2 separate regions of the Homo sapiens genome follow, and region 1 is linked to region 2. A link is a loop called in an ENCODE intact Hi-C map of the cell type or tissue named here. Cell type or tissue: A673. All regions are shown on one strand. Each heading gives the region's core, and the rest is flanking DNA. Links, peaks and the distances in the headings are about the cores only.

Evidence for each region. Hi-C counts contacts between places; a loop is a spot of excess contacts. Peaks named below come from ENCODE experiments on the same cell type or tissue, not always from the same donor. Only the 100,000 strongest peaks of a DNase experiment are listed, where the experiment ranks them.
Region 1: it touches region 2 in a loop (2.3-fold over the local background); 6 of 110 quality-filtered maps call a loop at or near these places.

What each region holds. Positions count from the first base shown.
Region 1 is chr13:60,983,505-60,996,016 of GRCh38, forward strand. No RefSeq gene overlaps it. Among named protein-coding and RNA genes, the nearest start is that of LINC01442, 73 kb to the left of the region's middle. In A673, for the core only: a CTCF peak has its summit at 6,731 (motif pointing left); no DNase peak of the experiment used is centred there.
Region 2 is chr13:60,648,076-60,660,587 of GRCh38, forward strand. No RefSeq gene overlaps it. Among named protein-coding and RNA genes, the nearest start is that of LINC00378, 19 kb to the right of the region's middle. In A673, for the core only: a CTCF peak has its summit at 6,527 (motif pointing right); a DNase peak (open chromatin) is centred at 6,516.

The sequences.
Region 1 (12,512 bases), core at 2,853-10,852, 340 kb after region 2:
CTAGGACTTTTTATGATGAAAGTGTCAAGTTAAAAGTTTAATTCCTCATTCACAGAAATGACTGCAAGTGAAGATGAAAATGAAAATTAATTTTGCATCTTGGGAAAATGCTTAACAATTACATGGCTAAACATAACAGTAAATTGCCAATTGAAAGAATGTGGGCCAAGGAAGGGATTAGTAAAAGTATTGAAGGTTGATATAGAAATATAACTAGAAGTTTAATTTGTACTTATAAAGGATGGTAAGGTTTAAGGATGGATTTCACTCAATTTTGAAAAATGTTATTAATGAAATTAACATTTAAATTAATATTTAAAAATGTGTGTGTCAGATGCCTTAGCAGACCATCCACAATCCTCTTCAACTTTATCTCCTCTTTTTTCCTATGTTAACAGCAACAACCATGATGACAGCTTCAACCATGACAACTTCTTGCAATTGTATGGTATTTTCCACATGCCAAAAGCAGTGTAAAACTCTATACAATGACATATGTTATTCAATCCTTACCCAAAAATCTGAGGTGAATACCGTTGCTATCCTCATTTTCAAAATGAGTAAAATAGAAGTGTTGGAAGATTAAGCGACCTGACCAAAATTACCAAGGCAGTAAATATTGGAGCTGTATTCAAATCCAGCTTTTCTGACACCAAAGTCTGCAGCTTCTAAGGCTTTCCAAGTATATGGACCTATTTATAATTCTTTGGACAAGTTTCATTATTTCGTATCTTGCGCAAACTTTCATTCTGCCTGTAATGTTCTTTCTTACTGTTCCCTTGATAGACTAAAACTTTTATCGTTCAAGAACAAATCTCTTATGTGTTCTTCTCTGTTAAGCTTTCTGTGACTCAACCAAGCAGAATTGATGACACTCTCCTTTGTACTCCCATTGGTTCTGGTCCAAACTGCTCATCTTCCCTTAACCTGCTATAGTGCAATTACTTATATTCACATCCATCCAGAACATAATGAGCATACAACATCTGCTGTTAAATGAATGAAGGGATGAGCAAATGAGTGCCCTGCAAGCATAAAACATCATGCTATTGTGACTGGAAATATGAAATTACTACAACACTCAATGAAAGTTGCTAATTTAAACTATCAGGTTTTAGGGCACATTGTGATTACTTGACAGAAGTGATTACAGAAAAGGATCATGGAAATAATTTATTCACATTAGTGGGGCTGACTTATTGGCATATTTTTTCTTTGTGTTTTGTTACACGTATTCTCTCTGTCACCTTGTCAGACTTCTTCCCTCCTTTCAACTTAGGGTTAATTATTGATTAGGAACATAAAGACAAAAACATTTTTAAATGGAGGAAACAAAAGAATATAACAACTTTTTATGTATTTGTACATAGTAAAAAAGTTCTTAGTTTGAGACTAACCTTTGCCCATTTAAGATTAATACATGTGTGAGCCTGACTAGAAGAATGCATGAGTTGGCCAAAATGGAGCCTTCTTGAAAAATATCACCCAATAGGAAGAAAGGGTGAGACTTTGACATGTGACAGTTCCTCCAACTGTATCTGGAGTATTCGCAAGAGAAGGGCAACCATAATAACAACACTGGCACTCCAATTGGTCCTAATAAACCCGTTCGTGGTCTTATATGTGAATCCTAGGGAGAGTGAAGATAGTAAATACAACCCGAAAAGGCTATTTCACTAAAATACTCTAATCAGTACTTAAAATATATTGCAGACATTTTTTAAGAGCCAAGCAATGTAGTAACATTAAGGCAAGGAAGAGAATAAGCTTCCTTCCTCTTTGGTAGAAAGTATACAGTGCTTTGATTTTTTATTTTAAATGCTCTTAGTGTGATCACACTATGTTGAAATAGCCAACATATTATTACAAGGATACAGCAAACCTTCAGCAGAGGAGGTAATAGCAGTCTTAGTGGATTTGATTGGACTTAGTGGACTTTAAGGACGTAGTGGGAATCAAGGTTTCATTATTTGTGAGAGTTAAAGCCAGTAGAGTGCATGTAATTCTAGGCTTTGTGTGGAAGAGATGACCAAGGTCCTGGGTCTTTGACGATGGTGGGAATCATAGAATTCAAACAGGAAAGGGGAAAATGATGTGTTTTTACCATCCCCATTTTGGGAGTGTTTCTCAAAAAAAAAAAGCCTAAGGAAAATAAGGTGCTACATGGAAGCAGGGTGAATCTGTTTATGTGGGCAAGTGTAATTGTGTGAGGGATGGTGGGGAGATGAAAGCCATGGTGTGAATAATTTAGTGGTTCTTACCAGAGGCAGATAACTATTGATGATACCATTAATTGTAATAACATTAAAGTGGACTGAAGAAACACCATTGATACATTGCCCTTCTCCGTATTCTGCGTGCATTATTTATTATTTAACTTCAGAAAGAGGTTGTATACCTGGGTATTTTCATGCAATCTGTAAAATGAAAGAGCACCACAGGTTTACTGATGTAATAATAATTATAAGACTTTGCCATGATTTACATCTATTTTACTATTTATTATATCATTGGCTTTCTTTTAAAAATGAATTTTTATCAAAGTCCTCCCCCCACCTGTGTTTCCTCCCTCCATGCATTCCTTTTCTGCAATGGAATGAAGTGAAATGCTAAGATTATGGTGTGAAAAGTTATTGTAATAGCTTTATGAGGTAGCCAACCACTTCACCATTTCATTCCAGTGTTCAAGTTCTTCTCTGGTGGTACATTAAGCTCCAAAGGAAGCATTATTATCTTTTTAGGCTTCAGGATCCTAACCTTGCTAAATTTATTGTTTACTTGAGGGTAATGATACAAGTCAAGTAATAAATACAGATGAGAAGAGAGAAGCATCTCAAGTTATTTTTGTCTTATCATTTTAGACAATCAGATATACAATAAATAGTAAAACTTGGATAAAAATAAATAAATAAATGGCACATCATGTTCGTAAGAGGTTCTGTTGAAGATCCAGGGCTTTCAAGTTACTAAAGCCTAATGAGTCATTCAGTGGTTTGTTCTGACTTGAAAGCATCTAAGATTTGTTAAGTACTACATTCACATCTTGGATTATCTGTTCCCTTTGGAAGAGGCTAACCTATTTTCATTAGGCATTTTTCCTTTCCCCCCCTTTTTTTTTTTTTTTTTGATGGGTACTCTAAAACAGGAATAAGGATAATGTTAGGTGGGCAAGAATTTCTGCATCTTCAATTTGTAAAATTTGCCAAAGATAAGAATGTCATGGGAAAATAAATAAAGATACATGGTATAATTACTTCTTAATAGCTATGTTCAGTATCTTAGTTGTAAAATGATTAAAACAAGTAAATTTTACCATCACTATAACACTGTGCAGTCAACACTCTTCTTTCAGTATAGAAAAAATCATTAAAATAATTTATAAGGGATGATAACTACTCAACTTCTCATATTTTCTTTTTTTTTTTTTTTTTTTTGAGACGGAGTCTCGCTCTGTCGCCCAGGCAGGACTGCGGACTGCAGTGGCGCAATCTCGGCTCACTGCAAGCTCCGCTTCCCGGGTTCACGCCATTCTCCTGCCTCAGCCTCCCGAGTAGCTGGGACTACAGGCGCCCGCCACCGCGCCCGGCTAATTTTTTTTGTATTTTTAGTAGAGACGGGGTTTCACCTTGTTAGCCAGGATGGTCTCGATCTCCTGACCTCATGATCCACCCGCCTCGGCCTCCCGAAGTGCTGGGATTACAGGCGTGAGCCACCGCGCCCGGCCAACTTCTCATATTTTCATTTGGCAAGGACTTTCAAAATGTAAATAACACCTTGTAACCTTCCAGTATGATCTGCCACCATCAAGACAGGAAAGAAATGAACAGGGAATGTGATTAGTTTACAAAGTCCTTAGAATGAAATTTATGGGTGTCCCAGTTTGATCATTATTAACAAGGTAGCCCCTTTGCCTGGTGGGGTGTTTGTTTTTCCTGACAAGTCTATTAGTTAAATATTATTTGATATTTGCTGGGTGTAATTTATCTTGAGACCCAGCCTGGGTTGGGGGTTGTATTACTTTGCATTTTGTTTGTTTGGTTGTCATTTTACTTTAGAAACAGGATTGCATATCTGACAAGATATTTGTTTATGTACTCAGTTACTAATTCTCTATAATTGCAAAAGGCAAAGGGTATAATCTCAACTCAGCATGAGAAGCTCTGTGCGCAAGAGCATTTAGAACCAGAAAGAACCAAAGTATTTTGCTTTGAGATAAGAGCAACTATGTCTCAATATTTTTAATTAGTTATGTTTTCATCAGATAAGGAAAACACATATTTGACACGTTTTGTTATAAAATTTTAGGGTAAAAGGTAATTGAAAGGATGCAATCATCTTACAGACAAACTATTTCAGCCAGTGTTAACTTGATGTTACATAAGGAAGATGTCAAACTTTGTTTGAAACTTCTGCTAGCACTTAGATGAAAAATAAGCATTTTTATATTTGTCGAATTTTAACCAGTTTATTTTTTGTGGTATTTTATTGATGATCTATTATTGATGAAGTATATTATTGATGATCAAAAATAGTGCTTGCTTTACATATATGTCTTAAAGTCCCAATGTATACTAGGCACTGTTATAATTCCTAGGATATATAAACAAGTGAAGTGTAGTATTTGACCCTAAATATGTCATACATTCTGAAATCTGATAAAAGCCTTCACTTCAAATTCTGGTTTAGCCACTTTTGAGCCATATATTTTTTAATTGTTCTGATTCTTAGTTTCCTATAAAATGGAGATACTAATAATATTTACTTTATGGGATTGTCATGAGAACTAAAAGAGATAATTCATGTTAAGCACTTTCCAAACTGCTTGAAATATAATAGGAACTCAATAGATACCAGGTTTTGATTTGCCTTTTCCTAATGATGAATGATAAGAGCACATTTTCGTATACCTTTTGACCATTTCTATGTCTGCTTTGGAAAACTATTCAGGTCCTTTGCCTATTTTAAAATCAGGTGATTTGTTTTTTGGTCATTGAGTTGTGTGAGTTCCTTATATAATATATTTTGGATATTAGCCCCTTTTTAGAAATGTGTTCTGCAAATATCTTTTCCCAATCCAGAGGTTTTTCTGTTTCCTTTGCTAAGCAGTTTTTTAGTTTGATATAGGCCAGCTTGTTTATTTTTGCTTTTGTTGTCTGACCTTTTGGTGTCATATCCAAAAAGACACTGCCATGGCTAATGTAAAGGAGCTTTTCACCTGTATTTTTTTCTAGGAGTTTTATAAGTTTTGGGTCTTACACTTAAGTCTTTAATTCATTTTGAGTTGATATTTGTGTATGGTGAAATATAAGGGTCTAATTTCATTCTTTTGCGCAGTGATATCTAGTTTCCCCAGCACCACTTGCTTAAGAAACTGTCCTTTCTCCAATGTGTATTCTTGTCACACTTGTGAAAATTAGTTGACCATATATGCTTGAGTTTATTTGTAAACTCTCTTGTGTTCCATTGGTCTATGTGTCTGTTTCTATACTAGCACCGTAATGTTTTGAATACTATAGCTTTGAAATCAGAAACTTTATTCTTCTTTCTCAAGATTGCTTTGACTATTTGGGGTTTTTTAAGCTTCCATATAAATTTTAGAATTGTTTTCTTCTATTTCTGTAAAAAATTCATTGCAATTTTGATAGGAATTGTGTTGAATCTGTAAATCACTTTGGGTAGTGTGGACATGTTAATAATACTCATTCTTCTAGTCTGTGAACATGGGTTGTTATTCCATTTATTTGTGTCTTCAATTTTTTCATTAATATTTTATAGTTTTCAAGTGTACAAATTTTTCACTTCTTTTGTTAAATCTATTTCTAAGTACTTTATTCTTTTTGATGCTATCTTAAATGTAATTATTCTCTTTTCTTTTTAGCTAAATCATTATTGGTATAAAGAAACGCTACTGTCCAGTGCAGCAGTTCATGCCTGTAATCCCAGCGCATTATGAGGTGGAGGCAGATAGATCATTTGAGCCCAGGAGTTCAAGACCAGCCTGGGAAACATGTTGAAACTCTGTCTCAACAAAAAAAATACAAAAATTAGCTGGCATGATGGCTCATACCTGTAATCCCAACTACTCTGGAGGCTGAAGTGGGAGGATTGATTGAACCCTAGAAGTCAAGGCTACAATGAGCTGTGATTTCACCATTTCCCTCCAGCCTGGGTGAAGATTGAGAATCTATCTCACACAAAGAAAATGCTACTAATTTTTATATGTTGATTTCGTATCTGGCAATATTACTAAATTTGTTTATTAGTTGTAAGATTTTTTTGGTGAAATCTTTAGGGTTTTCTAGATATACAATTATGTCATCTTCAAAGAAAGAAAATTTTACTTCTTTCTTTCAAATTTGGATGCCTTTTGTTTCTTTCTCTTGTCTGATTGTTCTGGCTAGGACTTTCAGTATTATGTTGAATAGAAGTGGTAAGAATGAGCATCCTTGTCTTGTTCTGATCTTAGAGAAAAAGCTTTCAACTCCTCACCACTATGTATGACGTTACCTGTGCGATTTTCATAAATGGCCTTTGTTGTGTTGAGGAAATTTTCTTCTATACCTACTTTATTGAGTTTTATCATGAATAGATGTTGAACTTTGTCAAATGCTTTTACTGCCCCAGTTTGTAAAGAAAACAGAAGCAGGCTCAGAGAAAACAAGACCTACTGAATGTGTGTAGGAGTTGGGGCAGGAACTCAAGGTTTTCTAGAGGTTCCTTGGGCTCCCCCTTGAGGCCAGGGCTCTTACCTAGAGCATTTGTAGTTCCCAGCCCGGAGAAGGGTTCTCAGAAGCGAAAATTCCACTGAAGACAGGTTAAGTGGAAGAGGCATCTTTGAACAGCTGTAGGACTGGGTGCTGGGCTGGTAGAATGACAGCAGATTCAGGTCCTTCCAAGTCCATTAGAGGCACTCAAGTCATGGCTCCACCGGGTCCCATCCTGGAGATCACACTTGTCTGCAGCCAAGACCCCAGCAAGATCAGCCCTGCCTGACTGGCTCAGGTGCTGTGTCACTCCAGCCCTCTCCTACCGCAGCTGCAGCCCTAGCCCCAAGCACAGGTGTGGCCTGGCCCAGGCCCCAGGGTCTGCTGTCCAAGAGAAAGGGCAGGAAAGGGAGGCAGACAGTTGAGAATAGCCTCAAGACCCTAATTGAGGTATCACTATCCTGCTCTAGAAATGAAGAAACTTGAGCTTGAAGACACAAAAAGAAATATATTTAAAGTCTCAAATGCTGCAGTGAGGGCTCCAATAATAGAATCTAGATGGTTCTGGCTTCAAGGCTGGGACTTCAACTGCAGCCCTTGAAACCCTCTTCTTCCTGTGTGGTGGGGCCTCTTCCTTTGGGGAGCAGGACTGAAGGCTGTTGACTGGCTCTTCTCAAGCCTAAAGCTCCTGGGATAGAGCTATAGCCCCCACACTCCCACCTCTGATAGACACCTGGGCAGTGTGGGTTCCCTCAGAAATTCAGAGACAGGCTATGCCTCCTCAGGCTGGGTCACTGAGTAGGTGTGTTTAACAGCTTCCCATCCATGCACACACTCACCCCCTTCTCCCCTGTGGACCAAAGGCTGGGGAGGGCAGGAGAGTGGAGAATGCAGGCCAGAAAACTGGCATGGCATTGAGTGGCATGTGTCTAAAGGTGATGATTTCTTGCTCAGCACTGCCTACAGCTATCCCCTCTCCATCACAAGGAGTTAACGCTGGAGAAGCCACACATTGTCCATAGGAAATATGGGCAACCTGAGGAGGGGTCCCAGGCCAGAAAAGGGGAGAGCCCTAAGATTTGTAGAAGTGCTGGACTCAAAATGTTAGTTTGCTGTTTCTACTATCTTAGTCTATTGTATCATAGTTCTAACATAGTCCCAGTCAAGTACCTCACATTGATAGAGCTGCCTTAAATCAAACTTGCAATTCTCAGTAAATTCTAGCCTTGCCATCTTCTCTCTGAGACATGGCCATAGTGCAGCAGAGATGGTGTTCTCTCCTATGCTGGTAAATAATAAACTCAACAATCTACCAGGTTCTATTGGTGATATTTGGTAAGCCAGCATTTGGCAGTCTAAAGAAAATCTGTGTGTTGAATAAATAGGTAAGCCAATAGCAAGAAGAGAAAAGAGAATATATCAGGATTCTATCATTTGAGAACAGAACAGCCTTAAGCCAAAAAAAGACATCTATTACTACAGATACAATTCTGAAAGAAGCATGATTAAAATTTAATCAACAAAGAAAATTATAGAGTAGGAAGATAATGTGGGATAATGAAAAATAAAGGATATAAATAAAAGAAAGGCATACTGGAGGCACTCAATAAAATCTTAGAATATGTTGGCTAATCTAAAATTCTGAATAAAGTAAGATCTGAATGATGTTTACAAATTTCTTTCTCTCCGAGAGCTTTTTTTGTATGCCGTCCTCTCTCTTTGGATTATCTTTCTTTAGCTATTCACCTTTATGGCCTACTTAAAATGTCAAACTTCCTCTTCAGAAGGAAAGCTTTCCTGCACCTGCAAAATTGGTTTAGATGTTTCTTCTGTATGCTCCCATGATCCAGAAGATTTACACTTTGGGAATTTTAAAATAAAATTATAAATACCCTTATTCTTCATTGTCCAGGGTAGAAAATAAGAGAAACAATATGGAAGATGCTAAATTGAAGGATATGGCCTATTGTAAGAGCCAAATGGACCTGCTAACAGGACCCCACAATTAACCAGACTTATTCAGGTCTCTGAACTTGTATGCTGTCTTACAGGATGGAGGAGCAGAGGAAACCTTGGTGTCTTCCAACTGGTAAGAAGTAGTTGAAGCTGAGCTGAACATGTCATCTGTTCTTAAATTTATCAATTAGGGTAAGTCACTCCACCTTTCTGGAAGCAAAGGGATATGGGGCCAAAAGTGTGAGTAATTGAGCTCCCTCCACCCGGATGGAAACAATGGGAATGAGGAAAATCATTCCCTTATAGTAGACCCAATCATGGCACTATCTATTATGCAACTTTCTATTTTCTTGTCTCTCTTTCCTATTATATCATAAACTCCCTGAAAGATACCTCATTCTCCATTAATCTGAGCACAAATCACAGTTCTTAGTACATAAAAGTTGCTCACTAAATGTCTGAATAAATTCCAGACTATATTACTCATAATTACCATTTTACTCTTTTTCTATTTCCCATTACTCATAATAATTAAATATTTTAGAAAACCTCAAAATATATACTTCTCTTAAGGATATGAAAATACAAGCAAAAGTAGGAGCCTACATTTCGTTTCTCAATGGTTGAAAAACAAAGGAAAGAAACAGAAACAGAATTGATCAGAAAAGCTTTTTACTTCAGAGGTTCTCAGTGAATGTTTATTGAGGTGAAGTGAGCTCTAGAAAAAAGCAACAGTGAGTAGCAATGGAACACGGTATTTTTTTTCTGCATCTCTCAGAAAAAAAAAGAGGTGGTTGAAAATTATTTGTCTTCCCCAAAGTGTTATATTGACAGAAATACCTAACCCTTCTTTTGACTCCAGAAACCTGGGTCCTACCCCATTCTTTGCTGAATGTCATGTCAGCAGGTTTAGCTCTGCAGAGCTACTCTCAATATAGGATAGACAGGCATTGTGGTGATGGGAATATTCTGCCTCAAAGCCACAACATACTCTATATATTATGAGTTTAAAAAGGTTTTAGTAAGCTGTCTTAGAAAACTATTTCTGAAGGGCAAGTGTATTCAATTTTAAACATTGACCTTACAATTATACTTTTAGAGCTTAATTCTTTTATTAATTAAGGACTTGCTGTATCTTGATTTTTAATTTCTAGCTGGTTTTAATCAATTATTTTCTTCTTGTTCCCACTTCTATTATAGAAATTATTTTACAGTTTTTAAATGTTTAAAAAATAACTTGCTCTAAAAACCTTAAAGGCTTTCTGAGTATTATCTTCTGCTTTCCATAAAATGCGAATACATACTTCTTATAATTCAAGGACAATAATTTTTAAGGGAGAAAATAATTCCCCTTCAGTGTCCGTTTTTCCTTTTGTACAATGAAGGATAGAACTTCTATCCAAACACCTTCTCTACACTTTGAGTATTCTTAAAACAATTATGCATCCTCCATAGTCATTCCTTCTTTTGGTAGAGAGTTTCCAATATGGAGAAGACACAGCATTTATTGGGTCATGTTTATTAGTAGGTGGATGTTATGACTTAAAGACTGAGGTCCATGCTTTCTACTTCCTTTTTCCCTTCCTGTGCACAGAAATGGGGCTCCCTTTTACCCCTTTCTCCATGTGGTAGCACATCCTGGTGTCTTAGATTCCCAACAAACAGACCCTATGGCATACATTGTTGAACAGAAGATATATTGGGAACAGCAAACTGGGAAGCAGGATGAGGAGAGAGATATTTGAAACTGATGTATTGGCAAAGAAACCTTCGTGATCCTGTGGCAGTGCTAGAGTGGAAATGGACCAGAGTTGTCCGTAATCAAAGCAAGGTTTCTGAGTCTTTGGACATTTTTTTTTTAAACATGATATATAAAAATGGTCTATATTTATGGTTGCAACATGATGTTTTGATCTATATATACAACGTGGAATGGATAAATCAATCTACTAAATGTATCCATTACTTCATTCTTATTATTCTTTGTGATGAAAACACATCTATTCTCTTAGCCATTTTCAAGTATACAATGTACTGCCATTAGCTATAGTCATCATGATGTACAGTAGATCTCTTGAACTTCTTCCTATCTAACTAAAATTTTGTATCCTTTGACCAACATTTCCCCCTACATATCTTCCATCCCAGCCTCTGGTAAGCCACATTTTTTCTCCTGATTTCTGTGAGTTTGACTTTTTTAGATTCTACATGTAAGTGAAATCCTGCAGTATTTGTCTTACTGTGCATGGCTTATTTCACTTAACATAATGTCTTCCTAGGTTCATCTATGATGTCACGAATGACAGAATTTCCTTCTCGTTTAAAGCTGAAGAATAGTCATATATATATATCAATATATATCACATTTTCTCCATTCATTGATGGACACTTAGATTGATTCCTTATTGTTGCTATTGTGAATAAGCTGCAATGAATGTGGAGGTGCAGATATCTCTTTGATGTACTGAATATTCATATCCTTTGTATGTTATGTTAGGGTTCTCTAGAGAGACAGAACTAATGAAATATATATGTATATATTATATACATAAACTTATATAAAAAACTTGTAGTCTGATGTTCAAGGGCAGGAAGCATCCAGCACAGGAGAAAGATGTAAGCTGGGAGGCTAAGCCACTCTCTTTTCGCATTTTTCTACCTGCTTTATATTCTAACCATGATGGCAGCTGATTAGATTGTGTACACCCAGATTAAGGGTGGGTCTGCCTTTCCCAGCCCACTGACTCAAATGTTAATCTCCTTTGGCAACACCTTCACAGACACACCCAGGATCAATACTTTATATCCTTCAATACAATCAGGTTGACAGTATTAATCATCATATATATATATATATATATATATGTATATATATATATGTATATATATGCCTATGTGTATATGTATATGTATATATGTATATATGTTTGTGTGTGTGTGTGTATATATATATACACACACACACACACTGAGATTGTTGGATCATATGGTAGTTCTATTTTTAACATTTTGAGAAACTTTCATACTGTTTTCCACAATGGCTATACTAATTTGCATTCCCATAAACAGTATTTAAAGATGTTCTTTGTTCCACAACCTTGTCAAGATGTATTATTTTTTGTGATAGGATATCTCACTGTGGTTTTAATTTGCATTTCCCTAATTTATGATATTGAGCATTTTTTATATACCTGTTGTCCATTTATATGTTTTCTTTTGAGAAATGTCTATTCAGGTCTTTTGCTCATTTTTAATTAATTTTTTATTTTAATTAATTTATTTATTTATAATTAAGCTGTTTGAGTTCCTGTATATTTTAGATAATAACCCCTTATCAGATGTATGGTTTGCAAATATATTATCTCATTCTGTAGTGTATGTCTTCACTCTGTTGATTGTGTCCTTCACTTCAACTGTAGGTTGCCTGTTCACTCTGCTGATAGTTTCTTTTGCTGTGCAGAAGCTCTTTAGTTTAATTAGATCCCATTATATATAATGTGTATATACAGTGTGTATATATATAATGTCTATATATATATATATATATATATATATATATATATAAACTTCTGGATTCAAATATAATATGCAAATATAAAAAGAACTGGGCTAGTTTACAAAGAAGATAGAAAACAATCTATGACTGTGAGGGCTTTATAAGTAATAAGAAAAAAATGGCAAACACAAATGTCATCACTTTAATTAAAAATATGAAACATTTATAATACAGATAAACTTCAGCTGTTTGTGATACCAGAATAATAAGAATTACCAGATCCAAGTCTGTTATTTTTGTTGAAAGTGGTCCTGACATAATCTTTCAAGCTTTGAATGTACATCTCAATCTCAATA
Region 2 (12,512 bases), core at 2,588-10,587:
CACAATGTCAGCTTGGGGGCAGTGTTTCTTAATCTATTTTCCCCATTACCACCCTCTATATGAGCCTTTTAAGACTCTTTCCCCCAATCATCCCCCTTCTTTAAATTTATTACCACATGTATACTGTATATTTATGTTCTAGTAGGTCTATTTGTGTTTTACTGCAAAAAAGAGTAAGATTTTTGTCCCCCTAAACTTTGGAGGCTGTTATGGACTGAATATTTGTGTTCCTCCCACACAAATTCATATGTTGAAATCCTAACCCTCAATGTGATAATACTAGGATGTGTGGGGCCTTTGGGAGGTAATTAGGTCAGGAAGGAGGAACTCCCATAATGGGAATCGTACTCTTATAAGAAGAGACATGAGAGCTGGCTCTTGCTCTTTCTTGTCTCTGCTTTGTGAAGATACAAGAAAATGGCATTGCCTGCAAACCAGGAAGTGTGCCCCTACTAGACACCAGATCTCCTGCGGCCTTGATCTTGGACTTCTCTACTTCCAGAATGATGAGAAATAAATTTATCTTGTTTATAATCTATCCAGTTATAGCAGGCAAACTGACTAATACAGAGGTGCTGTCACCTCCATTAAAAATGTATCACCTAAAGGAAGAAAGTCTTTCTCACTCAGGAGAGTCCAGTAGGACCTAGTAGAAGAGAGAGTATTAAAGGATGAGTAGGCAACCACTCAGGGAGAAAAAATGAATAGTTGCATAAGAATAGGGAATAACATGTGCAAAAGTTCAAGGGTATGAAGGTGTTGGGGCTCAGAGTACAATATCCAAAAATGAAGGCCTTAGAAGCAGCCTCAGAAGCAAAAGTTTCTCCTTGACCTTTTACTTCCCTCCTGTCTCTCAGTCCCATTCTTCCCCAAGGTTTGTCATAGAAACTAGAATCCCTCTTCTCCAAGGCAGGTCATAGAAGGAAGAACCCCTAGCCAGGCACGGTGGCTCATACCTGTAATCCCAGCACTTTGGGAGGCCGAGGTAGGCGGACCACGAGGTCAGAAGTTTGATACCAGCCTGACCAACATGGTGAAACCCCGTCTCTACTAAAAATACAAAAATTAGCCAGGTGTGATGGCATGTGCCTGTAATCCCAGCTACTCAGGAGCCTGAGGCAGGAGAATTGCTTGAACCCGGGAAGTGGAGGTTGCAGTGAGCCAAGATCACCACTGCATTCCAGTCTGGGTGACAGAGCGAGACTCTGTCTCAAAAAAGAACCCTTTTGCCCTAAAGCCAGCCATAAAACCTAAATATATTACTCTAATTTTCCCTCTGCCTTTCGGTATAAAAATTGGTCATAAATTTTCTGACCTACCTTGTTTGTAGGTCATAAGACACCCACTTCAGAAAGGGACCTGCGTCCACACAAAAGGAAGGAATATGTGCTCAAAGAGGCCAAGAAGACTCTAGAGAGACAAGTCTTGCTGGGTTTCCCAGCTCAGTCTATTAACATTAGATTGTACCCTTTTTTCCCAATCATATTTCTACATGGCTGTCCATACGTTGTTGAACCTCAGCAAAAAAATGGATAACTTCCCCTGAATTTTCAGGTCTTTGTTCTGAAGGCTTCTGTTTATACACATTAAATACATTCATATGCCTTTTCTATAATTTATCCACCTTTGTGAGTTGATTTTTCAGCAAACCTTCAGAGGACCAAGGGGAAAGCTCTCCCATGGGCCCTAGAAAGGGGACAGTTTAGCATATAGCATGCACAGGTAGAAATAAACCTCATTAGGCTGAGTTCTGTTCAAGGTGCTGCTTACCTGGTTTGCCTATCAAATGCACCAACGTATTGATTCTAATGGGCAAGTTCTACCTAGTTCAAATAGGTATCTATGAAAATTTGAAAAGATTCTTACTCATATGACTTTATTGGCACAACAAAGAATTTGTCAGTAATGTTTGAGTTCAGAATCTGTAATAAAAATGTTTATTATATAAAAACCTATAAAAGGTGTGCAGTAGAACCTGGTCTTAAGCACCATTTTATCTTCACTTAGTAACTGGAGCAAACTCATAATTTGTGCTGTAAGGGTTGAATTAAGAGAAGTATGAGTTTGGGGTTAAACTGAATTAGTGTTCAAATTCTGAATCTATTGATTAATTGAATGGCTTTGACTAAACACATCCCTCAATTTCCCCATCTGTGAAACGGGGAAGAATATCTATATCATGGGTATACTGTAAAGATTCACTCACCCATCCTTTAAAAATATACCTGGGAGAGGATAGTCCAGAAGGCACTCCATTTACCAAATTTTATGGACTGAAGGTGTCCCCACAAAGCTCATAAGTTAAAACCCTATCCCAATGCGATGGTAGTTAGAGGTAGGGCCTTTGGGAGGTGCTGTCGTTTGAATATCCCCTCCAAAACTTATGTTGAAATTTAATTGCATTGTGATAATATCAAAAAGTGGGACCATTACGAGGTGATTAGACCATGAGGGCTGTTCTCATTGATGGATTATATCTCATTATTGCAGGAGTGGGTTAGATATCGCCAGAGTGGGTTGTTATAAAAGCGAATTTGGCACTCTCTTGCCCTCTTGCTCTCAGGCACGCTCTCTTTCCCTTCCACCTGATGCCATGGGATGATGCAGCAAGAAGGCCCTGGCCAGATGTTGGCACCTTGATGTTGGGCTTCTCAGCCTCCAGATCTGTGAGAAATAAATTTTATTTCCTTATAAATTAGCTGGTATGTGGTGTTCTGTTAAACAACACAACATGGACTAAGAAGGTAATTAGGTTATGAGGATGAAGCTATCATGAATGGGATTAGTGCTCTTAAAAGAGGCCAGAGAGCAAACTAGCTCTGTTTCTGCCATGTGAGGACACAAAGAGAAGCCAGCTGCCTGCAGCTGGGAAGAGGGCCCTCACAAGAACCTGACCATGCTGGCACCGTGATCTAAACTTCCAACTTCCAGAACTGTGCAAAATAAATGTTTGTTGTTTAAACCACACAATCTATGGTAATTTGTTTTAGCAGCCTGAACTAAGACACCAGGGGACTGAGAAAACAGTAAGGGGTGCACCAGCATCTTTAAAGAGCTTTGTGATAGTTATTCTCTGTAGGTCAGAAAAGTGAGTGGGAAATACATTGAAATGAACTGCCTGAATTCAGAAAGGGTAAGAGGAATTCAGGGAGTCTGTTCTGAAGCCAGTGGGGATAATGGAAATTTAATGGGGATAATGGTCAAGGGTTAGATGGTGGTCAGGTAGTAAGATGAGGCAAAGTAAGCATGTTATTGTAATGAACAGCAGAGCTAAAATTTGACCATTCTGATGTCAAATCAGAATGGTTTGACATGGATATTTTTGGTGTTGACTAATTGATCATGGTATCCCTAGGACTAAGATAGACAAGCAGTCTGCTAACACTTTACTTGATTTGAATAAGTGGGAAAGCTCTAGGTCTTGTGAGCAGTTGACTAACTCTAATCACCACAAAAAGTGTTGTAGCCCCTCAATCTGTTCCTGGACTGACCCAGCTCACACAGTCCCTTAAGTGAAGAGAAGCCTGGGTCTCTTTGAGGAAGAATCCCCCTACTCTGCCAGAAATTATACTGTAAATCTTTTTCTCTACTTTCTTTAAAAGGACCGGTGGTTACTTACCTGGGTGTCTGTGAATTGGGAAAGGAGAACTAATTAGACATTTTGGCTCTGAAGTGACACTAATTGTTAGAGACTCAAAACATCTCAGTGGTCTACCTATAAGAATAAGGACTTAAGGAAATGAGATAATTAATGGAATTTTGGCTTGTATCCATCTCAAAGTGGCTCAATTGGTCCCCAAAGCTATTCAATGTTTATTTTCTCAGGTCAGAAATTTATAGTTGGAGGAGACATACTTAGCCGCTGGGAGAACCCTCACTCTGATTCCCTCACACATGCAGAGAGGGCTGTCTTGTAGGAAAAGCTGTGTGGAAGCCACTAGGATGGCTCTGTTCTAAAAATCATACACTAAAAGCTATGTTGTATTCCTGGAGGGGTTTTTCAGATCTCTGCCGGTATCAAGGACTTGAAGGATATGGGAGTGGTGATTCCTACCATATCCTAATTCAACTCACCTATTTGGCCTTTGCAGAGAGTAGATGGATCTTAGAGAACAACAGTAGTATTTTTGAAAACTGAACTAAGTGATGAATCTTATTACAACTGTTATTCTAGATAGGGTTTATTTATTGGAGAAAACATCAATACCCCTGGTACCTGCTATACAACTTGAATAGGTTGTAATCCCTGGTTACTCACCCAAATATGAATCTAGGTGGTGCTACAAAGGTGTTTTGTAAATTTGATCAAATTCTATAACCAGTTGATGTTAAGTAAGGGAGATTATTCTAGGTGGTTTGGGAGCAGCTGATTCACTCAGTTGAAACATCTGAATAGCAGAGCCGATGCTTCCCTGAAGAAGCAGAAATTCCATCTGTGAACAGCAGCATGCACCCATGCCTGAGTGTTCCAGCCTGTCCTTCTGACAGGCTGTCCTATGAATTTCAGACTTGCCCAGCCAGCCTTTACAATTCCATAAACCAATTCCCTGCCATCAATCATATATATATATGTTCTATTTCAACCCTGATACAGTGATTTTTTTTCTCAATTCTTGTTAACAGACATCATCAGAAGCCGTTTGCTTTTAATAAGCAAAGCCAGCAATACTTCTTCAGTATCCCACCTCAGGATTAAAATTCCTCTCCAATTCTCTTACCATCTTGTCCATAGGAAACTTGATTACCTCTTCATTCCATAAGACATTGTGCTGCACCACTAATTTAATGATGTTGAGCTAATTGAACTAGTGAGCAGAAAGTAGCAACTAGTCTAGATATCTTGGTAAAACACATGCAAAATAGAGGGTAGAAAATGACTAAGCCCCCCCACTCCCCAAACAAATGTAGAGACCTTTCACTTTGTTAAATTTCTAGGCAATCTCATGGTACATTGACATATTCCTTCCAAATTGAAGAATAAAGTTGCTGCATGTAAACTCTTTTACAACAAAGGTAGTGGCATAGCGCTGATCTCTGCCACTAAGCAGTATAACCCAACAGATCGATTTGATGGTACTTGCAGGGGCAGAAATGCTTTATGGGGCCTTTAGCAGATTGTAATATGTGAATGATATCACTAACCTTTAGAATTTTGGAGTGAAGCTATGTGACCTTTTTCAGATAACTATTTTGAGAAACAACTTCAGGCTTGCTATTAGGCCCTACACATGACATCAGCAACTTATTATAACTATCATAATGTATTTGTTGTCTGATTCAGTAATACGCTGTAGCATGTGTGTAGCAGCATTCTATCAAGTGTAGGTGGTATATGTGAGACTAAGTTTGAATAGATCTTGAAGTCTCAGATAAGTTGCACAGGCAAGTAGTACAGATGTCCATGGTCGTTCCTCTGGCCACATTGCTTTCTCCTTCCCAGTCTGTACCCATGGCCTTGGGCGAAGTTCTCTCATTACTTGATGGCTAAGGAAGACAAAATAGGGCCTACTCTACAGATGATTTTGCAAAATGTGCTGGCATCACCAGAAAGTGTACAGAGATAGCACTGGAACCCTACTCTGGGGTATTTTTGAAAAATAGTGGTGGATATGGAATACTGTGCAGCCATAAAAAAGGATGAGTTCATGTCCTTTGTAGCAACATGGATGAAGCTGGAAACCATCATTCTGAGCAAACTATCGCAAGGACAGAAAACCAAACACTGCATGTTCTCACTCATAGGTGGGAACTGAACAATGAGAACACTTGGACACAGGTTGGGGAACATCACACACTGGGGCCTGTTGTGGGGTGGGGGGATGGGGGAGGGATAGCATTAGGAGAAATACCTAATGTAAATGACGAGTTAATGGGTGCAGCAAACCAACATGACACACGTATACATATGTAACCTGCACATTGTGCACATGTACCCTAGAACTTAAAATATAAAAAAATTATTTAAAAAAATGTGGTGGAGAGAAATTCTCTCAAGAGAGGCAGTACTTTGAGCACTACTCTTTTTTTTCCATTTCTCGTGGAAGGAGAGAGATGATCAGAGGTAGGTAGAGATCTGCATCATTTCATGGTAAGTGGATAAGAGTTCAGCTTGATGGTCAGGGACTTGGAAGGAACAAGATTGGAAAGCTAATAACTAGGAGGTCTGGGAAGAAGTACATAGATGAATCTGTCCAAAAGGGTATAGACTGTCCATATATTTGTGTCCCATGTTAATGCTTGCCAAAGAAAAATCTCAGCAGAGAAATTATCAGGCAGATGAAATGACCCATTTTGTAGATGTTGGTCAGTCTCTTTCACCAGACACCTATGTCCTTTCTAGTGGACTCAGGAACAAATGACCATGGTGGCAGGGATGAAAGTTATGCCCAGGTTCATTCAGCAACATGGACTTTTACTCACCAGGGCTGATTGCCCATAGCCACTGCTGAGTGTGCAATATGCCAACAGAAGAGATCAACACTGAGCCCTGGATTTGGCTCCACTTTCTGGGATAACCAGCCAGCCACTGGGCGGCAGTGTGATTATGCTGCACTAAATTAACTTGGAAGAGACAGAACTTTGTTCTTACTGAAATAGATACTGTACATGTGTATTTGCCTTCTCTGTTATATTTCTTCTGACAAGTCCACCATCCATGGATTTACAGAATGTTATATTCACTGTCATGGTATTCCACACAGCATTGCTTCTGTCAAAGCAACTCATTTTATAGAAGATGGGCTCATGCTCATGGAATTCACTGTTTTTTTTTTTTTTGAGAGGGAGTGATTGGGATACTTTATCTTCTTCTTCTTCTTTTTTTGAGAGCGTCTCGCTCTTGTCACCCAGGCTGGAGTGCAATGGCGTGATCTCGGCTCACTGCAACCTCTGCCTCCCAGGTTCAAGTGATTCTCCTGCCTCAGCCTTCCGAGTAGCTGGGACTACAGGTACGCACCACCATACCCAGCTAATTTTTGTATTTTTAGCAGAGACGGGCTTTCACCGTGTTGGCCAGGATGGTCTTGATTTCTTGACTTCGTGATCCCGACCGCCTTGGCCTACCAAAGTGCTGAGATTACAAGCATGAGCCACCGTGCCCAGCTAAATTCACTGCTCTTATCATCATCTCCCTTATCCTGAGAGGATGGTGGATGTCTTTGAAGACTGAGTTAGAGCACCATCTGGGTGGGAATGCCATGTGGGGCTATAGTAATGTCCTCCAGGATGAAGTAGTCTCTGAATTGTTGACCGTTATATGGTCCTGTTTCTCTCATTCTGAATTAAGCCATGGTTTGTTTATTGCCAGTCACCTGGCAACTTAGTGTTTCTCATGCTAGTAAAACAACAGGCAAAAAGAAGCAATTACCATACTGGGTGATTTATCCCGACTGTCAAGAGACTAGCTATTACACAATTGGGCCAGAGAAGACTGTATGTGGAGTGCTAGAGATATGTGTGTGGGGAGGTACTTTTTTAGTATTCTCATGTTCTGTTGACAGAGGTAATAGAAAACCACCCCAAACCAGCAGGGCCTTTAGGAATGAAGCCGTGTGTTACTCCACGTTGACTGAAGTCAATATAGAATAGGTAGGTGACAGCAAAGTCAATATAGAATAGGTAGTAGAGAAAGGACATTGTAAATACTTCTATAACTATGCAGCCAGTTACAGAATTTTTAGTATTTATATGTTTTCTTCCTTGCTTTTATATGGATATGTTTGTATATAATATATATTAGCAAATTAGAAAATTTCTTTCCCCCTCTTTCCTTTTCCTACCAACTAATATAAGACTAATAGTGTGTAATTTGGGGGCTGTGTATGGTAGCGCATGCCTGTAGACCCACTTATTTGGGAGGCTGAGGTGGTATGATCACTTGAGCCCAGGAGTTTGAGGTTACAGTGAGCTATGATTATGCCACTGCACCCCAGTCTGGGTGACAGAATGAGACCCTGTCTCTTTAAAAAAAAATGAGTAATAGTGATTATATCTTATTTAAGTTACAAGATGTCAAAGCAAGCATGTAACTCAGGGAGAAGAGTAATAAATATCACCTGAAGATGTATTAAGTATGTGTATCCTTTTTTTAGGGAGCGCATTAGCAGTTTTTGGTTGTATGATAAAAATTGAGCATCCCTAATTCAAAAATACAAAATACAAAATGCTCAAAAATCCAAAACTTTTGACCACTAACATGACACAAAAAATATGCTCATTGGAGCATTTTGAATTTTGGATTTGGGATGCTCAACTGGTAAGTATTTGCAAATATTCCAAAATTTGAAATATGAAACACTTGTGGGGCAAGCATTTTGGATAACCTGTCACTGCATCATATTAAGTAGAAGCATCCTTTTACTATTATCTTCATTTGACAGTTAAGGACGGTTAAACGAGGTATATGTGGCTGCTAGGTTGAAAGGGTTGCAAAGTCCTAGATTGTGCTATTGTCAATTTAGAAACTGTATTTTCTAGAATCCCTTATATGATTAGGTTAGAAGTAGCTGATAGAGGAAATTGCACAAGATTTAGGAGGGAGAGTAAATCAGTGGCTATTATTTTTGGAAGGTTGTAGTGCTCAGAGAGTGTGGCAGTCAGGTGCAGAGGTGTCTGTGAGGTCTCAGCTGGTCCTTGCTCTCCTCTGCTCCGTGTCTAGCTCATCTTTCTGTTATAACTGCTGGCCCTGCTGACCAACGGTGGTCCCAAGCCTACCAACAGATGTTTGGCTGTGAACCTGCACAGGTGGTAGCTACACACAAATCCAACTTCCCATAGATAACCTCCATGTGCCCCATCATTGTGTTCCCAATTTGGTGGCTAGAAATGCTTGGCTTCTTGGATTTCCCTGCACGCTCCAAATTATCCACCCAGGCCAGCTAGGCAGGCAGATTTAGTAACTCTTATTTTTTATTGTGACTCTGCAAATTCCTCTTGAAGACCTTTACTTCCCCAGCATCTCCCTCGCAAGTTTAAATTTTAATCTCTATAACAAATTCCTTATTTCCATACGAGTAATTGTAATATGCTCTGCCTCACTGACTGAATCCTGAATAATGATCTTACTCAAGGACATTGGCATTGTAGTTGTTCCCCCTTTCTTCTGCATCATAAATTATCTCCTCTTTAGCAGGTCATTCATTCCCACCATGTAAACATGGTATAGTTTTCTCCAATTTAAACAGGTAAATACTCTCTTAATCTCACATCTTTTTTTCAGTAACACTTATTTGTTTCCAGTTATAGCAAATCTTCTTAGGACATTTGTCTATCATCAGTGTGTCCAATTCCTATCCTTCTTTTTCTCTTTTGAATTTATTGCAACCAAGTTTCTCCCCATCACCTTTCACAAAAACCGCGCTTCCCTATTGCTGTTTTCAATAGACAATTCTAATTCCTTATTTTACTTCACTCCTCAGTTGATCATTCATTCCTTCTTGCAACCCTTTCTTCACTTGGCCAAGGATGTTCTCTCTCTTTTTTCTGTAGCACAACTGTTTATCTCTTTGTAGCAATTGTGAATGAGAGTTCCTTCCTGATTTGGCTCTATGCTTTATTGTTGGTGTTTAGGAATGCTTGTGATTTTCACACATTGATTTTGTATCCTGAGCTTTGCTAAAGTTGCTTATCAGCTTAAGGAGATTTGGTCTGAGATGATTCCATATTTCTAAATATAGAATCATGTCATCTGCAAACAGAGACAAGTTGACTTCCTCTTTTCCTTTTTGAATATCCTTTATTTGTTTCTCTTGTCTGATTGCCCTGGCCAGAACTTGAGAAGGCACCCTTGTCTTGTGCCGGGTTTCAAAGGGAATGCTTCCAGCTTTTGCCCATTCAGTATGATATTGGTTGTGGGTTTGTCATAAACAGCTCTTATTATTTTGAGATATGTCCCATCAATACCTAGTTTATCGAGAGTTTTTAACATGAAGGGACGTTGAATTTTATTGAAGGCCTCTTCTGCATCTATTGAGATAATCATGTGGTTTTTGTCATTGGTTCTGTTTATGTGATCGATTATGTTTATTGATTTGCATATGTTGAACCAGCCTTGCATCTGAGGGATGAAGCCAACTGGATCATGCTGGATAAGCTTTTTGATGTGCTGCTGGATTCAGTTTGCCAGTATTTTACTGAAGATTTCGGATCGATATTCATCAGGGATATTGGCCTGAAGTTTTCCTTTTTTTTGTTGTTGTGTCTCTGCCAAGTTTTGGTATCGGGATGAAGCTGGCCTCGTAAAATGAGTTAGGGAGGAGTCGCTCCTTTTCAATTGTTTGGAACAGTTTCAGAAGGAATGGTACCAACTCCTCTTTATACCTCTGGTAGAATTTGGCTGTGAATCTGTCTGGTCCTGGGCTTTTTTTTTTTTGGTTGGTAAGCAATTACTGCCTCAATTTCAGAACTTGTTATTGGTCTATTCGGGGATTTGACTCCTTCTTGGTTTAATCTTGGGAGGGTGTATGTGTCCAGAAATTTATCCATGTTTTCTACATTTTCTAGTTTATTTGCGTAGAAGTGTTTATGGTATTCTCTGATGGTAGTTTGTATTTCTGTGGGATCATTGGTGATATCCTTTTATCATTTTTTATTGTGTCTATTTGGTTCTTCTCTCTTTTCTTCTTATTAATCTAGCTAGTGGTCATTTTGTTAATTTTTTTTTTCAAAAAACCAGCTCTTCATTGGGTTTTTGAAAGGTTTTTTGTGTTTCTATCTCTTTCAGTTCTTCTCTGATCTTAGTTATTTCTTGTCTTCTGCTACCTTTTGAATTTGTTTGCTCTTGCTTCTCTAATTCTTTTAATCATGATGTTAGGGTGTCAGTTTGAGATCTTTCCTGCTTTCTGATGTGGGCATTTAGTGCTATAAATTTCCCTGTTAACACTGCTTTAGCTGTGTCCCAGAGATTCTAGTATATTGTGTGTTCATTCTCATTGGTTTCAAAGAACTTCTTGATTTCTGCCTTAATTTCATTATTTACCCAGGAGACATTCAGGAGCAGGTTGTTCAATTTCCATGTAGTTATGTGGTTTTTAGTGAGTTTCTTAATCCTGAGTGCTAATTTGATTGCACTGTGGTATGACAGACTGTTATGATTTCAGTTCTTTTGCATTTGCTTAGGAGTGTTTTACTTCCAATTATGTGGTCGATTTTAGAATAAGCGTGATGAGGTGCTGAGAAGAATATGTATTCTGTTGATATGGGGTGGAGAGTTCTGTAGATGTCTATTAGGTCCACTTGATCCAGAGCTGAGTTCAAGTCCTGAATATACTTGTTAATTTTCTCTCTCATTGATCTGTGCAATATTGACAGTGGGGCGTTAAAGTCTCCCACTAGTATTGTGTGGGAGTCTAAGTCTATTTGTAGGTCTCTAAGAACTTGTTTTATGACTCTGGGTGCTCTTGTATTGGGTGCATATATATTTAGGATAGTTATCTCTTCCTGTTTAATTGATCCCTTTACCATTATGTAATGCCCTTCTTTGTCTTTTTTGATCTTTGTTGGTTTAAAGTTTGTTTTTTCAGAGACTAGGATTGCAACAGCTGCTTTTTTTTTTTCTTTCCATTTGCTTGGTCAATTTTCCTCCATTCCTTTATTTTGAACCTGTGTGTATCTTTGCATGTGAGATGGGTCTCCTAAGTATAGCACACAGATGATCTTGACTCTTCATCTAATTTGCCAGTCTGTGTTTTTTAATTGGGTCATTTAGTCTATTTACATTTAAGGTTAATATTGTTTTGTGTGAATTTGATCCTGTCATCATGATGCTAGCTGGTTATTTTGCACACTAGTTGAAGCACTTTCTTCATAGTGTCTTGGTGTTCATATTTTGGTATGTTTTTGCAGTGGCCGGTACCAGTTTTTCCTTTCCATATTTAGTGCATCCTTCAGGAGCTCTTGCAAAGCAGGCCTCTTGGTGATGAAATCCCTCAGCATTTGCTTGTCTAAAAAGGATTTTATTTCTCCTCCACTTATGAAGCTTAGAAGAAAATTATTTTCTTTAAGAATGTTGAATATTGGCCCCACATTCTCTTTTGGCTTGTAGTGTTTCTGCTGAGAGATCAGCTGTTAGTCTGATGGGTTTCCCATTGTAGGTGATCTGGCCTTTCTCTCTGGCTGCTTCTAACACATTCTCCTTCATTTTTACCTTGGAGAATCTGATGATTATGTGTCTTGGGGTTGCTCTTCTCCTGGAGTAGCTTAGTGGTGTTCTTTGTATTTTCTGAATTTGAATGTTGGCCTGTCTTGCTAGGTTGGGGAAGTCCTGAATAATATCCTGAAGTATGTTTTGCAACTTGGTTCCATTCTCCCCATCTCTTTCAGGTACTCCAGTCAATCATAGATTCAGTCTTTCTACACAGTCCTGTATTTCTCAGAGCTTTGTTCATTCCTTTTCTTTCTTTGTTCTCTAATCTTGTCTGCCTGCCTTATTTCAGCAAGATGGTCTTCAAACTCTGATATTCTTTCTCTTGCTTGATCAATTTGGCTATTGATACTTGTGTATGCTTCACGAAGTT